2 separate regions of the Homo sapiens genome follow, and region 2 is linked to region 1. Evidence: chromatin loops called from intact Hi-C (ENCODE). Cell type or tissue: heart left ventricle. All regions are shown on one strand. Each heading gives the region's core, and the rest is flanking DNA. Links, peaks and the distances in the headings are about the cores only.

Evidence for each region. Peaks named below come from ENCODE experiments on the same cell type or tissue, not always from the same donor. Only the 100,000 strongest peaks of a DNase experiment are listed, where the experiment ranks them.
Region 2: it touches region 1 in a loop (1.9-fold over the local background); 2 of 110 quality-filtered maps call a loop at or near these places.

The regions. Positions count from the first base shown.
Region 1 is chr13:23,704,584-23,712,658 of GRCh38, forward strand. No RefSeq gene overlaps it. Among named protein-coding and RNA genes, the nearest start is that of TNFRSF19, 140 kb to the left of the region's middle. In heart left ventricle, for the core only: a CTCF peak has its summit at 3,284 (motif pointing left); no DNase peak of the experiment used is centred there.
Region 2 is chr13:23,606,113-23,614,187 of GRCh38, forward strand. The region is part of intron 3 of TNFRSF19 (TNF receptor superfamily member 19); the gene reads left to right. Among named protein-coding and RNA genes, the nearest start is that of TNFRSF19, 40 kb to the left of the region's middle. In heart left ventricle, for the core only: no CTCF peak of the experiment used is centred there; a DNase peak (open chromatin) is centred at 2,859; H3K4me3 peaks cover 1,688 bases; H3K27ac peaks cover 2,284 bases.

The DNA of each region.
Region 1 (8,075 bases), core at 1,823-4,322:
ACTAGAAATTATTCCTCCTATCTAGCTGTAATTTTGTATACTTTAATCAGTCCCTCCCTCTCCTTCTCCCTCCTCCACTTCCCAGCAAATGCTACTTTTTGTGGCTAGGGGGTTGAAGGTGCAGGCCTCTGGCTGCCGGCCCTGGTGGAGGGGACCCGCTCCTCCCTCCTGCGGCTCTTCTATGAAGGAGCGAGGTAGCAGCTGAGTCCAGTCACCGTCAGCCCACAGGTATCGGTGAGCAGGGCTCCTGGGTGTTCGAAGGTCTCTGTTTTTCACCTTCCTTCTTCTTCCTGTTTTTTATCTTCCTGTTTTTTACTTTCCGTCCTGCTCCATGTGGTGACCCCTGGGTGGGCCTGGCCAGCTCTCTTCACTCCACTGTCAAAAACGTGAGGACACTCATCTCCCCCGTGCATCCAGCCAGGGAAGACCACAGGAGCTAGGAGGACCCATCAAGCCACGGGCCTCAGCCACGCGTTTCAGGCTGGTTTCCACAATGCTTTGCACGCCCGCGAAAAATAACATACTGTTTGGTTTCCCTGGCCATAGTATTTGGGTAGAGGCCTCCTGCCTGGAGTTCCTGCCCAGAGACAGCAGCATCAAAGCCAGATCCCATAGCCCTGTGTCCATGGCTGGAATAGCCTCTCACACCGTCAGAACCACTAAAGATGAGCACACCTAGGTCCCCATCACGGCTGGCCCCTGCAGCCCTGGACAGTGCCCCTTCCCTGTCACCTAAGTGCTGATGATGGGGCCATGACAGAGAGCTCTCACCACAGCCCAGGACAGCTTCTGCGCAAAGCCTGCTAAGCGCTCTTCGTGGTTAACACACAAGAAGTGATTCTGTCCTATCAATGCCTACATGGCCACTCACAGGATTAATGTGACTTCCCTCGGACCTCTCCTCTACCACTTTCCATGCAGGCTTTGTACAAATTATAAGCCACTTTATCAGAGGATGCTTGTGAGTTCTTAAAGCCTCTGAAAATGCTGAGGTTTGGGGAGTGACCCCACAAGGGCAGGAGGTCTCTGCATGGTCGATAATCAGGTTGGTGATTTCCAGGCAAAATGCTGGATGCCTTAAAGGTAGGATGACAATGGGGGAGGATTCCTCTTCTGGCTGCAGCAAACAAAATGTAAAGAGTAAAAAAAAAAAGGCTCAGGAGTCAGGAAATTCTATACTGATTTCAACAGCAGTGCTCCCTCTGCCCACACATTCCCACTCAGCATCCAGTGACAGGCTGGAGGTCTTGCCAAAGGCCATTTGAAAGAGAGTGGTTTGCTCTGTGCTCACTGGAACTGCAAGTTTGCAAATCAAAAGGCTTTGATAAATATTTGACAATGCAGCTTCTGCTGAACCCTCTCCCCCATCTTCCTGGATAAAGTGCAGGGCCCCGGGACTCCCTGGATGGATGGCGCAGCTCAGTTCCACACTGGCCCAGATACAGGCCAGTGGTGACATGGCCAGGGCCCCCACCAACCTCCACTCCCTGAGATCCCAGAGGACTGGAAGATTCTTCCCAATACCCCACTCAGCTAGTGTGTGATACTCCATGTGCTAGGGACACAGGGAGGGGTAAAACGGGACTTTGCCATCAAGGGGCTTCTAAAACAGAAAAAATAGGTTAGATAATTTCCAGTCCCCTGTGAGTGCTATGGAGGAAACAGCAGAGGGGCACAGGAGGCCACGTGGGGTGGGTGGGCAGTGGCAGTGAGGCCTGGAGTGGAGCTGCTGGGCTTGAGTGGACCGCACATGGAGGAAGCAGTCACACACATCCGTGGTGAGATTTGGGTGGAGGAAAAGCAGGTCCAATTCCCAGGATGGGATGTGGTGGAGCCTCAGGGGCCAAGCACAAGATGGTGAGAGGTGGTGCTGAAAAGCAGGTGTTCTGTGGGGCCACGGAGGCCTGGTCATGAGTTTGGATTTGACTCTGGCCTTGCTCCAGGTCCCCACAACCAGGCTTCAAGTAGGTGCAAATTGTTATGTCTCATTTTACGGATGAGGGAGACCAGTGGACAGAGACAGGAAGTAAATTGCTATTAGCCACGTATCTCACTGAGTCAGAATTCGAACCTAGGTCCACCTAATCACTGCCTGTTCTTGCCACTATGCTGCACTGGAAATTCCTAATAGAACATTCACTTCAGTGGTCAAACAGCCCTGGCAGATGTTAGCCCTGTTGTAACGTAACAATGCCAGAAGGGCAGGTGAAGCTGGAGTGGGGGTGTCGGGTAGGATGAAGTCAGGGGGATGCTTCAAGGGGCTTCAACCCGAATTGGGGTGCAAAAGATGGCAGGGAATCACGGCGTGCTGGTAAATGTGCAACAACCAGGTTTTGGGGATGCAAGGCCCGGACTTACAGCATTTGCCGACTTCCGTGGTGTAAACACTCCCACTGTGGCTAATTTTAAGTACCAAAGTGATGTTACTGATGCAGAAGAGGCAAGAGATGCACACAATTGGCTCTTGTGGGCTGGTCCAAGCCGGCTCCAGCACACCTCTGGGAGAGGATGTGCCTTTATCAGAGGCTGAGCATGGACTCCAAAGCCAGGTGGACTGGGCACAAAGCACAGCTCTGGTGTGTGTGTGTGTGTGTTTGAGGCAGGGTCTCACTCTGTTGCCAGGATGGAGTGCGGTGGTGCGATCTTGGCTCACTGCAACCTCCGCCTCCCAGGTTCAAGCAATTCTCCTGCCTCAGCCTTCCGAGTAGCGGGGATTACAGGCACCTGCCACCATGCCCGGCTGATTTTTGTATTTTTTAGCAGAGATGGGATTTTGCCATGTTGGCCAGGCTGGCCTTGAACTCCTGACTCAGGTGATCTTCCCGCCTTGGCCTCCCAAAGTGCTGGGATTATAGGCTCTGGTGTTTATTAGCTGTATGATCTTAGACAAGTAACCTAACTTCTCTGTGCTTCAGTTTACCCCCTTGCAAAATGGAAATAACGACAGTACCTACCCTAATAGGGTGGTTATGAGAATTAAGAGAGTTTATATTTATAAAGTGTGTTTGGAAAACACACAGAATCTAGTAAATTCTATTTAAATATTTTCTAATAAAATACAGAAGGGGAGCACAGTGATCAAATTAACTTTATGGTACTGAACAGGTGTTTGTGTTATAAAGGAAGCAGAATGTCAGGCAATAGTAAAAAATAGTAAAAAAAAAAAAAAGTACATAAATAATAAATGAATGAATAAAATAAATAAAGAGTAAAAAAAAAATCCTTTGTTTTGTGCTCTTTAAAATATATTGTCAGTATTCAGCAGAGTCTGGTGCTTGAAGACATTATCTACTGCCCTCTACAGTTCGGGCTCCTTTTCCCACCTCAGGGCCTTTGGACATGAAGCTTCCTCTGCTCTTTCCCCAGACACCAAAATGGCTCTTTCCTTGGCCTCTTTCAAGTCACCTTCCCAGTGAGCTCACCGCTGACCACCCTATTTTAAGTTGTGTACTTCTCCAGCTTCTATAGTCTCCCGCCAATTCTTCCCATAGAAGTTGTTACCAGGCCAGGCACAGGGGCTCACATCTATCATCCTAGCACTTTGGGAGGTTGAGGTGGGAGGATCACGAGAGGCCAGGAGTTCAAGATCAGCCTGGGAGACATAGTGAGATCCTGTTTCTACAAAAAAATAAAAAGTAAAAAATCAGCCAGGTGTAGTGACATACATCTGCATCTGTGGTCCCAGCTACTCATGGGGATAAGGCGGGAGGATCATTTGAGCCCAGGAGTTCGAGGTTACAATGAGCTTCACTCCGGCCTGGGCAACAAAGCAAGATCCTATTTCAAAAAAGAAAAAAAAAAAAAAAGAAAAGAAAAAAGAAGCAGTTACCTTTTCATCTAGTTTATGTAGCATCTTTGTTTTTTGTCATTCGCAGTATGCTGGAATGTAAATGCCATGAGGCTAGAGAGTTTTGACAGTTTTGTTCACTGCTGTATCCCTAGCTCCTAAAATGTAGCAAATGCACAGTAAGTGCTTAATAAGTTTATGAAATGAATATAGGAATATGTTGCTCTGAGTTCAAGGAAATTTTCAGAAACATTAACTTCATAATAATCATACCAAACTGCACTAAAGCTTCAGCTACAAATGTTAGCAGTCTTTTAATGCAAATATCCAGGTGAGACAATAAGACTCATCAGTAAGATTGCCATTGTACTTCAACACAGATGACCTTCATCTGTGTGTAGCTATTATTATTATTTTTGAGACAGAGTTTTGCTCTTGTTGCCCAGGCTGGAGTGCAATGGCGCAATCTCAGCTCACTGCAACCTCCACCTCCCAGGTTCAAATGATTCTCCTGCCTCAGCCTCCTGAGTAGCTAGGATTACAGGCATGCACCACCACGCCCGGCTAATTTTGTATTTTTAGTAAAGATGGGGTTTCTCCATGTTGGTCAGGCTGGTCTCAAACTCCCAACCTCAGGTGATCCACCCGCCACAGCCCCCCAAAGTGCTGGGATTACAGGCAAGAGCCACTGCACCTCACCTGTGTGTAGTTATAATACTTCTTTGAACATTTATTTTATAGAGTTTTCTTCATGCTTCATATCCCTCCCACTGAACCTGGACATGAATTACTGGGTACCAATGAACCAGGCACTGAGTAAATATATTTTCTTGAATCTTTGTTGACTCCATGTCTTGAATCCTGGGCACACTGGGGCAGGAGTTCGACACCCAAGGCCTTGGGTAGCTGGCCCTGTGGCTTTGCTGGGTTCAGTCCACTGAGCAGTTATCATGAGTTGGATTCTAACGCCTGTAGCCTTCCTAGGCTGAAATTGTACACTGGTGGCTCTACACTTCTGGGGTCTTGGTGGTGGTCCCACTCCCACAGCTTCCCTAGGCATTACTCTAGTGAGGACTTTCTGTGACAGCTCCACCCCTGTGGCAGGTTTCTGCTTGGGCACCAGAGAATATTTGAAAAATTATTTGAAATCCAGGTGGAGGTAGGCATGCCCCCATAGCTCTTGCATTCTGTGTGGCTGCAGAATTAACACCACACGAATGTTACCAAAGCTTACTACTTGCACCTTCCTGAGTGGCAGATTGAACCACATCTGAGTCTATTAATAGCTGAGCCATAGCTGGGGCAATCCACAGGCACTTTGGCAGAATGTGGGAAACAGGGACCAAGGCAGCTCTAGGCAGCAAGCCTCTGGAGGGCACCCCAGGCCCATCCTCTGAAATCATTCTGCCCTCCTAGATCTCTGGGGCTGTGATGGGTGGGGAAGACTCAAAGATCTCTGGAATGTATTCAGGATCTTTCTCCCATTATCTTGAATAGCATCTGGTTCCCTTCTATCCAGGGTAATCTCTTTAGCAAATGGTCACTTGACCACACCCTTGGTATTCTCTCTCAAACATGCTTTTTCACACTTTATATGGCCATATATATATACACACACACACACACACACAGACATATATATGTATATATGTATATACATACGTGTGTATATATGTATATACATACATGTGTGTATATATGCATATACATACATGTGTGTATATGCACGTACATATGTACATATGTATATACATGTGTGAGCGTATATACATACATGTGTGTATACACATACACGTGTGTATATATGTATATACATACACTTGTGTATATACACATACACGTGTATGTGTATATACACACACGTATGTGTATATACATGCATGTGTGTATATACATGCAGTGTGTATATATACACATGCATGTGTATATATACATATGTGTATATATGTATATACATATATGTGTATATGTGTGTATATATCTATATACATATGTGTGTATGTGTATATATCTATATACATATGTGTGTATACGTATATACATGTGTGTATATATGTATATGCATGTATTTGTGTATATATATGTATATATATGATTTACAGACAGGTTTCCATGGCAAACAAGAGCAGATGAAACAAGTCCAAGAGAAATGTAAACAGAAAAGACAAGTCTCAGCCAATCTCTGATGAAACAGGAATACAAACTACCCAAAGGCAACTATTTCAATCATCACAACTAAAATCCCTGAAACATGATGAGAACTACCAACTGAATTAAGACAGTGCACTTTTTTATGAATGTAATAGTCACAGGTTCATGAGACTCTAATGACACAAGGGCAGTCACTTTCTACATACAAATGTATCTCCTTGTTTAATGGTCTAGACAAGTGTTACTGCTTTAATTCATGGCCTTACAAAAAAAATTTGTATATCTTCTTCTGAATCTTGACATTTTCTGTAACCTTGGTAGCTAAGTGCTGACAATTATCTAAATGCAAACAGTTGTTGCAAAAGGATGAAATTAGTAATGATGGGTCCACTGCAGAGAGGCAAAATATAGGTTCATGAAGATTCACAACAGCAATAGGTCTAAAGCTGCCAGTCCCTTTCATGTAAAAAGACAGAAACACACACACAGACACATATATTCATACACATTAACAGACAGTGCAGACATGAAAGAGGTTATTTTCATTCATCCACAGCAAAGGCAGAGCTCTGACTTTTCCTGGTGCACAGCAGTCAATAAATGCTCACTGAATGGAAAAATAGTGCCAAATCCAAAGTTACAAAACCTATTGATGTTTAGTAGTGATTATGCCAATAAAACTGCATCATTTCGACTGAAGGGAATATGGGTGAGTTTTTCTACCATTCTTAGTAATGAGAAGCCATTCTGGGTATCTTAGTGCTAGAATTAGAATAATTTCTTGTTTCACAATTTCCTGTCTCTCAATAATTCCTCCTTTCCCAATCAATCTACGAAGATAAATTCAGGTCATTTAGGGTCCTACAAGACTGTTACAGGAAAGCATAAATATACTCCAATGTATGTATACCATCATAATTTGAATATATATAGAAAAAACAAAATTTGATAGTCCCCCTCTGGCTTGGCTTTCCCCATGCCTCTCATTAGTCATAATTGAATAGTCATTTTATTTATAGCCATAGACTTAGCAAAGACGTCAAAGTGAAACAAATCTAGTCAGGTGTGGTGGCTTAGGCCTGAAATCCCAGGCACCTTGGAGGCTGAGCTAGAAGGATTGCTTGGGCCCAGGAGTTCGAGACCAGCCTGGACAATATAGCAAGACCTGTCTCTAACAAAAAAATAAAATATTAGCCAGGTTTGATGACTCACAAATGTAGTTCTATCTACTCAGAAGGCTGAGATGGGAGGAAAAGTTGAGCCAAGGAATTCGAGGCTTCAGTGAGGTATGATTTCACCACTTTATTCCAGTTTAGGTTACAGAGGAAGACCTTGTCTTAAAAAAAAAAAAAAAAAAAAAAAAAAAAGAAGGCCAGGCATGGTGGCTCACACCTGTAATCCCAGCACTTTGGGAGGCTGAGGTGGATGGATCACTGGACATCAGGAGTTTGAAACCAGCCTGGCCAACATGGTGAAACCCTGCATCCCCAAAACACAAAAAGAAGCCAGGCCACCATGATGGCGGTGTAATCCCAGCTACTTGGGAGGCTGAGGAAGGAGAATCGCTTGAACCTGAGGGGGTGGGGTTGGGGGTGGAGGCTGCAATGAGCTAAGATAGCACCACTGCACTCCAGCCTGGGCAACAAAGTGAGACTCCATTTAAAAAAAAACACATACAATCATTTCAGTAGATGATGAAAACAATAAAATTCAACATACCTTTATGATAAAAACTCAACAAAATGTGCAAGAAGGAACATATCTCAGCATAATAAAGGCCATATATGATAAACCCACAGCTAACATCATGATCAATGCAGAAAGGTTAAAAGCTCTTCCTCTAAGATCCGGAATAAGTGTGGTTACTTTTGCCACTTTTATTCATCATAGTACTGGAAGTCCTAGCTACAGCAATTAGACAGGAAAATGCAATAAAAGGCATCCAAATTGGAAGAAAAGGAAGTCAAATTGTCTCTGTTTGCAGCTGATATGATCATATATAAAGAACCCTAAAAATTCCACCAAAAAACCTACTAGATAAATTTAGTAAAGTTGCAAGATACAATATCAACATACAAAAATGAGTAGCACACCCATGCACCAACAGTGAAATACCTATGAAAGAAATCAAGAAAGC
Region 2 (8,075 bases), core at 1,888-4,387, 98 kb before region 1:
GTAAAAAATTGTGTTTCTAAACAGAAATACTCCATCTTCTGAGAACAGTATCTGATAACAGGTGCTGTATTTCATATTCCCATGGCTATCCAGAAGAAATATTTTTCTCTAGATAGCAGTTTTCCATAAGGATTGAAAGAGCTGTCCCCCTGTGAAGTAAGAGCCAAAGGGAAGCAACCAGAACATTTCTGCCTTTATGTACTTATTTCATTTGTTCATCTTCTGTTCCCATATTTATAATTTTTTTAAAAAAAAAGACCAGGACAAATTGAATGAGGAGCAATAAAAGTAAAGGTAATAATGCCAGTGAAAAATGAGATTCTTAGGACCCACTCAGGTGCACAGTTGTATACCATGTTACCACATGCCTGCCCTGAGCTGTCCACCTGGAAGCCCATGTTGTTCAGTCTTCTACCCTGTATCTACAGAGCACCCAGCTCCTGACACAGTACATGAGTGAACAAATCAGTTAATCTCAAATATTACTTGGAAAAAAAAGTGACACTTAAATCTGGTAATATAAAAATGAATGAATTTGTGTATATGTTATAAATCATATATTTTGCCAAGTCTTTTTTCTTAGTTTTAGCTCATAATAAATAAAATCAGCAACTTAACTTTGCTCATGCTCTAACATACAACAGAGAGGCAAAGGATTCAGATACACAAATGAAAACATAAATATATTTTTATTTTCCACCCCACTTAACTCAGAGAGCTTGAGCTTTTTATAAGCAGTTACTTTAATGTTAGATGTTTTTAAATTGTCCATTCATGAATTTGTGATTTCTTCTTTTCATTGTTCCTTTTGCAACAGCATATGTCTTTCAGAGGAAAGAAAAATAAGTTATGAGGATATTAAAGTCAGATAAATCACTGAAATTAAAATTACATTTAACTGGCTAATTTTCACTTCCAAGCTTTACAAATCAAGGGAAAATTTAGTCTTTTGACTAAGACTAAGCTTTAAATTTTTTTTCAGACAACTACGTTTATAAATAATCTTTTTTAAAGCTTGAGATATTAAATGTATAGTTTGGGCCAGGCACAGTGGCTCACATCTGTAATCCCAGCACTTTGGGAGGCCGAGGCAGGTGGATTGCCTGAGGTCAGGAGTTCCAGACTAGCCTGGCCAACATGGTGAAACCCCATCTGTACTAAAAATACAAAAATTAGCCAGGTGTGGTGGTGGGCGCCTTTAATCCCAGCTACTCAGGAGGCTGAGGCAGGAGAATCGCTTGAGTCTGGGAGGCAGAGTTGTGGTGAGCCGAGATTGCACCACCGCACTCAAGTCTGGGTGACAAAGTGAGAAATAAATAAATAGATAAATAGATAGACAGTTTGGAGGGATACCTTTTAATTTGTAATTAAACAAGTCTCAGGGCCCTTTTTGACTGAGGCTTAGAATTTTGGTTACCTATGGTATTTGAAATTTTGAAAGCAGAGTAAACATAAAACTTTTTAAAGTTAATTATGAAAAAGAAGAAAAGCTAGACCAAACTATTGATATATACAACAAAAGATTTTTTTATATTGTGGGTAAAAAGTACATTTTTTAGTAGGCCATTAGCATTTTCAAATAACTTTTATTGTAACATTGTTATGTTATTTGCTTCTCTGTATTAAAGGTATCTTAAAACTTCTGACATTTTCTGTCCTCCAGTCCATCTGTCTAAAATAACGCACTCTGGGTCATGAGGTTCTTTCAATTACAAACATGTACCTGTGCCTTAAAACTAAAGCCTGGAAGTGCTTTGGTTAAGCAGGTATAGTTAAACTTTCCTCTGCGGTTTTATTTCTCCTAATTATTATTTTCTTTGGAAGGCATTCAATTCTATTTTTTCCCAAGGTATCTGAGCATCTCTTCCATTGTTAGTTAGGTTTCTACCATAAAAATGTGTAGTCAGGGCTGGCTGGGGCTTCTGGAATCGTATTCCTGGATACAGTCTACACCTTGACCCACCAGTGGTGTGTGGTCAGTAGGTCCCAGCCTCTTTTCACTTCCTTTCAATTATTAGGTATTAAGAAGTCTGCACAGCAGCTCCAGGTCCACCGATACTGTTGCTGACTTAGATTGATGATACCCTTCTCTTCCTTGGCCACTTTTAAAAGATTCTTATTTTAACTGTTTACCTTGGATATCTTGGGCTATGTTCATGTAAACGACATCTGTTAACATAAATATGAGCTATCTCTTGTAATACATATTATGCAACTAAGATAATATTAGCTAATTTTTCATACAGTAAGCCAGGTACTATGTGATCTTTGTATATTAAATAATGGAATCCTTACAACATATGTTTTAAATAGGGAATATAACCATCCCCATCTTATGGACAGGGAAACTGGGACACAGTGGTTCACTGATTTGTCCATTGTCACTGCTAGTAAGTAACAGTGCGGGAGGAAGGAGTGGTGGAGCCACGTGGGAGTAGCAATCTCTTGCTCGTTTTGTAAATAGCCTAGTGCAATTCTCTCTGATAGAACTGTCTGTGATGGTGGAAGTGGTCTCTATCTGCTCTATCCAGTATACGAGCAACTAGCCACTGCGGTTACTGAACACTTACAGAATTTTATTTCATTTTAATTGATGAAAATTAAATGAGGCCACATGGGGTCTGGCTATTGTATTGGACAGTACAGCTCTAGAATGATTAACTTTCTTCCAGTAATTCTGGCATGGGACCAGCCTGTAAAACAAGGAGATACCAGAATCATATTGACCTAACGCACATGCACTGCGGGAGCTGCCTTGCTGGTCAGCCTTCTTCCTGTCCTTCTTCCTCTGAGCTACGCTCGACCTTGCCACCAGTTCCCGACCCATCTGTTTCCGGTCCTCCATGCTCCTCATGCCAGATGCTGTTGCCCTGGGCGTTCTGAGCAGGCGCCTCTCGCTAGTTCCTTTGCTTCCTTCCCTGTAAGCCCCAAGCAGCATCTCTTCCCATTCAGTTCTTTTTTAGAAATTTTGCTTAATACATAGTTATCTTTCCTGCATTTTTAGGAAAATATATGACAGGTCGCTGAGCCATGTGGAGTCTGAGGATTTTATCCCATTGAGCCATATTTACCCTATCTCTCCTCCACTACAGGATTTCGATTTTGAAAGTGTATGAGAAAGATAATTCAGAATATTTTTCCTATTTCAGAGTCAAAAAATACAAAAGCTTGTTCTGGGCGCCCCATAAGTAGTACCTGCTGGGCATTCTGAACCATAAATATGGTGAGGGTTACTCGGCCATCAGGCATCCTTTCAGCTCCCAAAAATAAACCTAACTTTGGGATATGTGGGAGAGGATGATTTTTGTTTTCCTGAAGTAACCACATTAGACTTTTAATTCTTACTGCCTAGAATTCGCCCAGCCCCAGCCCATCCTCCTCACTCGTATTAATGCCAACAGTGTGCTTGTAACACGATCGCCTCGCAGCAGTAAATCAGGAAACTAGTTTTTGCATGAACCACTTGAAACAGGCTTCAAGTCTCTGGCACAGTTTTCAAAGTAAACTTTTCTAACCAATTATTGGGAGGACTTTAGTTAATGTGAAAAAATTAACTCTTGTAAACAACAACATACTTTCCTCCGCACGGGGCATACCCAGCTTCATATTTCTGAAGATGTTTACATTTTTGAAAACTGTTTTTGTCTCTATGAGGAAAGTTTTAAAAAAATTAATTTGTAAGCATAAAAAATGAGATTCATTTCTGCCATTTAATGACAGTGTTGCTCACTTTATTTATGTTTAATTATAGCTGATCTAGCCTAGGGATGGTTGTAAGATATTAACGAGCCCTTGCTTGTCAGTTTTCTCTAAAAAACTCAAGCACAGCCTTTTAGAAACTGAAAGTTGAGGGGAAATATCTCTTCAATGTTGTTTCATTAAAGGAAGTTAAAAGTTGATTTCTAAGCACCAGCAACATAAATCTAATTTGTCATTTGCATTTGCATGCCCTAGATTCTCCCTTCAAATAACTTCTCCATCCACATTTAAAATTTAACATTTAACTTTGAAAGTTCAAAGGACTGCAGTTAATAACGCACTGGCTGTACAAATAAATAGTGCTTTCAACCCAAGGCCCAGAATGTGTTTCCTGGACAACAAGGGTCTGTGAGTTTTCCCCTGTGGTCTGAAGAGCTGCTCCTCCAACCTGTAGGTAGGACCCGCTTATGTTTTTGTTAAAGGCTGGATTTGCAGAAGGAGAAAAGAGAGAAGGGGATTTGGGGACTGTTTACTTTGAGTCATTTTGCTACTGGAAAACCACCAAATGTGGCTTAAAAATATTGGGCAGAGTGACAGAGCTACAGCTTGGGTGGAAGTAGCCCAGCTGAACCCAGCCCTCTGCTCCCTTGGGACCAAGATAAGGAAAGCTGCTGACCCCACTCCACCCAGACATCCCCAGCCCAGCCCACCCTGCCTGCCATCCTGCAGCCCAGGAGGACTATATGGCCTCACCACATGGGAGCCCTTGCTGGGGCCGTTACAAGCTATTGCTCCCTAGGATTTTTTTAAAGTATTTAGGAAATACTACCTTAAACAATATTTGTTCATCCGTTTGTTTATCAGCAGGCATTTATTTATTATTCACCGGCCTGTTAGATACCAGGCTTTTGGGAAGGAGAGGTGGAGGGAGGCATTGGATACCATGGGTTGTTCACTTCTCATATGATTTTAGGAAGTAAGTAGGGGCCCTATAATAATGCCTTTTTTTGCATTATTATTTTATCTATGCATATATTTTCCCATCTTAAAGTTTATTGATAAAAAATGTCTTCTCAAGGATTCGGGGAAGTACTGCGTACTTCCTTCAAGCTTTTAAGGTACCAGGTCATAATTTCAAGAATACAGACTACGGGGTATTTTAAAACAGAAATGCATTTCTACCATTGATATTAATGGCGGACCATGCTCCATAAACATAATCACATATCCCTTATCCTGAAGCCCAGGCTAAAGATGGACATACTCTGCCTATACCCTCCTTGCCCTCCCCTCACCAGACACACACACACATGTGCACACACACACACACACACACACACTCCTTCTCTTGCCATGATGGGAGGGACAACTCTAGTGCAACTTGGAAAGTGTCAAAGAAAACCCAGAACTGGACAGTGGAACAGCAGATTTTACTCAGGACTGTTGCAGTAGAGGAAATGAAAGCTCAGTGTAGAACTGGGCTCCACTCCAAATACAGCACAGGCAAGTGGGGATATATAGCCAAGGAGCAGGCTGGGTTTGGTGGATGGAAAATCATGAAGAGGAACCGTCAGAGGTGAGGGAGATTCTGGCTAAAATGACCTCACAGGATTCTTGCTGAAGACAGGCCAGGGTGACCAGGCATCACCTGGGAGATGGTGAGGGTTGAGGAACCTGAGAAGATACTGAGCATGGCCAGATTTAGCCAGGTTTTTGGGAAACTGGGCTCTTGAGGACAGGGCCCAACAGAGAGTGGCTCCTAAGAACCTATCTAGAGTTTGGTCAAGGAGAGAGTCCTTGTCAAAAGGCTAAACTCAAACATAGCTCATTTCATTATTTATTTGCTTACTTGTCTGCCTGCAGCAGGAAATAATATACCTAGGGAAATTACTTCTTTCTATCCCTATGGGGGAAAAAACAAAAAAGATTTGATACTATTTTCATTTGCTGCATGGTTAGGTCATCTGATCAATACAAATGCAGTGGGCCAAACCTAAATGGATACCCTCTCTGTGCCAGGACTTGGGGTGCAGTGGTGAGTAAGAACAGCTCCAGCTCTATCCATGCAAGGGAATACTCTCTATTTGCTGATATGGAGCACTGTCCAAGATGTATGGCATGGGAAAACAAATCTAGTTGCAGAACAGTGTTAAATACATGCACTCACGCTAGGAGGATATTTTTGGCAGGTCACCCCAATACCTGTGTTGGGGGAGTGGGAAGTTAAGGAGCAGGGATGGGAAGAAAGGTGTACTGTTTGATTATTTTTGTTAAATCTCATGTGTGTAATAGTTTTTCAGTATACGAATGATAAAAAGAAAAGAAATGATCTCGGCCAGGGTGGTGACACAAGTTTGTGAAGGCAGTGTCAATCTGTGCTAACCAATGTCACCATGGGTTGGAGGCTGTCGAGCTTCCCTTTCAGCTGTTTTCCCTCTTTCTTTTGTTCTTGGTAATTATTTATTGAACTTAATGGGGAAGATTTCAAGGCATTTTAACCACCCAGCTTTACTGAATGAAATGAAAACATCAAAGCAGACATTTATATTGGGGGTAATTTAGTATTTATATGTAGTTTACTTTATAGCCTGGATTATGAGTAATTACAGAGTCTGTGTTTAAGGTGCATTAGAAATATGACAGTCAACTCAAAAAGCAGTTGCTGTCATGGACACCATACTGTAATTTAATTTCTTGGAATCACCTTCTTTGAATTTCTAGTTATTTCATGGTTTCTAGTTAATTCAATGTGTAGAATGGTCACTTCATCAATTTCTTAGACTTTTATGAACTGCAGGCTATTTTTTAATAGTTTCAAATTAATATTAGGCTTTAAAAATATTACATTTTTGAAAATAGTAAATACTTTAGAGAAAATCTATTTTAAGTAAAATTTCCCAAATAAACAGTCTTTATGAAAGTTCCCATGAGTATTTGGGATATGATCAATGAATTTTATTATTTTGCCAAAAAATAACCACAAAGACCTCCACCACATTAAGTTGTATGTTCATTTTCAAAAGAGTTGTGACACTCAAAACTTTTAGTCCATTGGATTACTTGTACAGTTTCTCAGTGGAGGGAGGAGGTGACTTGGAGACAGTCAGCAGGACAGGGAGCCACAGTTGAATGACTGACTGGCAGGAACGCAGGGCTCTTATAGCACGGTGCAGCAGTTGACTCAGATAGGGTTGAATTAGAGTTTGTGTTCCACTAAACTTGTTTTAATTAAGAAAATTATGATTTCTTTTTGAAAGATTCTTAGTCAATAAAAATGTCTTAGATGGAAATTGGGGTCTGATGATCCCCTTATTTCCAGGGAAGCTTTATGATTCTTGAATCAGCAAAGTTGGTTTATTTATTGGATTGTAGAAAATCCAAAATCCTAACACTTATAGGTATAATTTGTTTAGGAAATGTGCACTCCGTGCTTGATTTAGAGTTGAGCACTTTATATGCATTCCCATTTATTCCTCACACAACCTTTAGGGCAGGTATTCTTATCCCCATCTCACAGATGAAGAGACTGAGGATCGGAGAATTCCCAAAATAACTTGGCCAACAAGTGGCAGAGCTGGCATTCAAACTCATGTCTCTTTAGATCCAATGTAGGAAAATACATACTTTTCTCCTATGTTGACCTGGCTTGAAACAGAATTTCCAAGGACATTTATTTCCAGTTAATGCACCTCTTTCTCTGCATTCTCCTTTCTCTTTCCCTTGTACTTCTCCTCCTTCTTCTTTTCCTTTGTTGTGTTTTAACTCGTACATGAGACTCTTACAACCTCAAGCTGCCTGGATCAAAGTGTGATTTTGAAATACTCTGCTCTTTCCTGAACCTTTGCTGTGGAGAACCCTAGCTTGGGAACAAGGTGGAGACCACCCCCAGAAGGTCACGTGCACCTGTGCCTTGATCCCAAGGGACTTTGGGAGTGGGAGGCTCTCTCCTATACTTCAGAAAGCCTGTGCCTGCACACAGCTCTCCCAGCAACCAAAGTGCTCAGCAAAAACACAGCTGTCCCAGCCCAGAGCCAGAGTCACAATGATCACCCCGCAAAGACCCAGCACATGTCCAGAGAAATTCTCCTTGAATATGCATCTTTATTGTTTTCCTATTACAAGAGTAATGGATGCTTTTTGCAAAAATTACATTTTGCAGAACTGTAAAACTTGAGACCACCCCGTAATTCTAATCTTCCCCTCCTCTGAAAGAGATAATCCCTGTTAACAATTTTAAAGAAATTCTAACTTGTTAATCAGTTCTTTAAATCAAGTGTTGTTTGTCTCCCCCCTCCTCTCTGTGCCTCTGATATAGAACATTGTGTGGCTGGAGCTCTCAGGAGTGAGGAGGAGGCTGACCTTCCACCCTTTTCTCC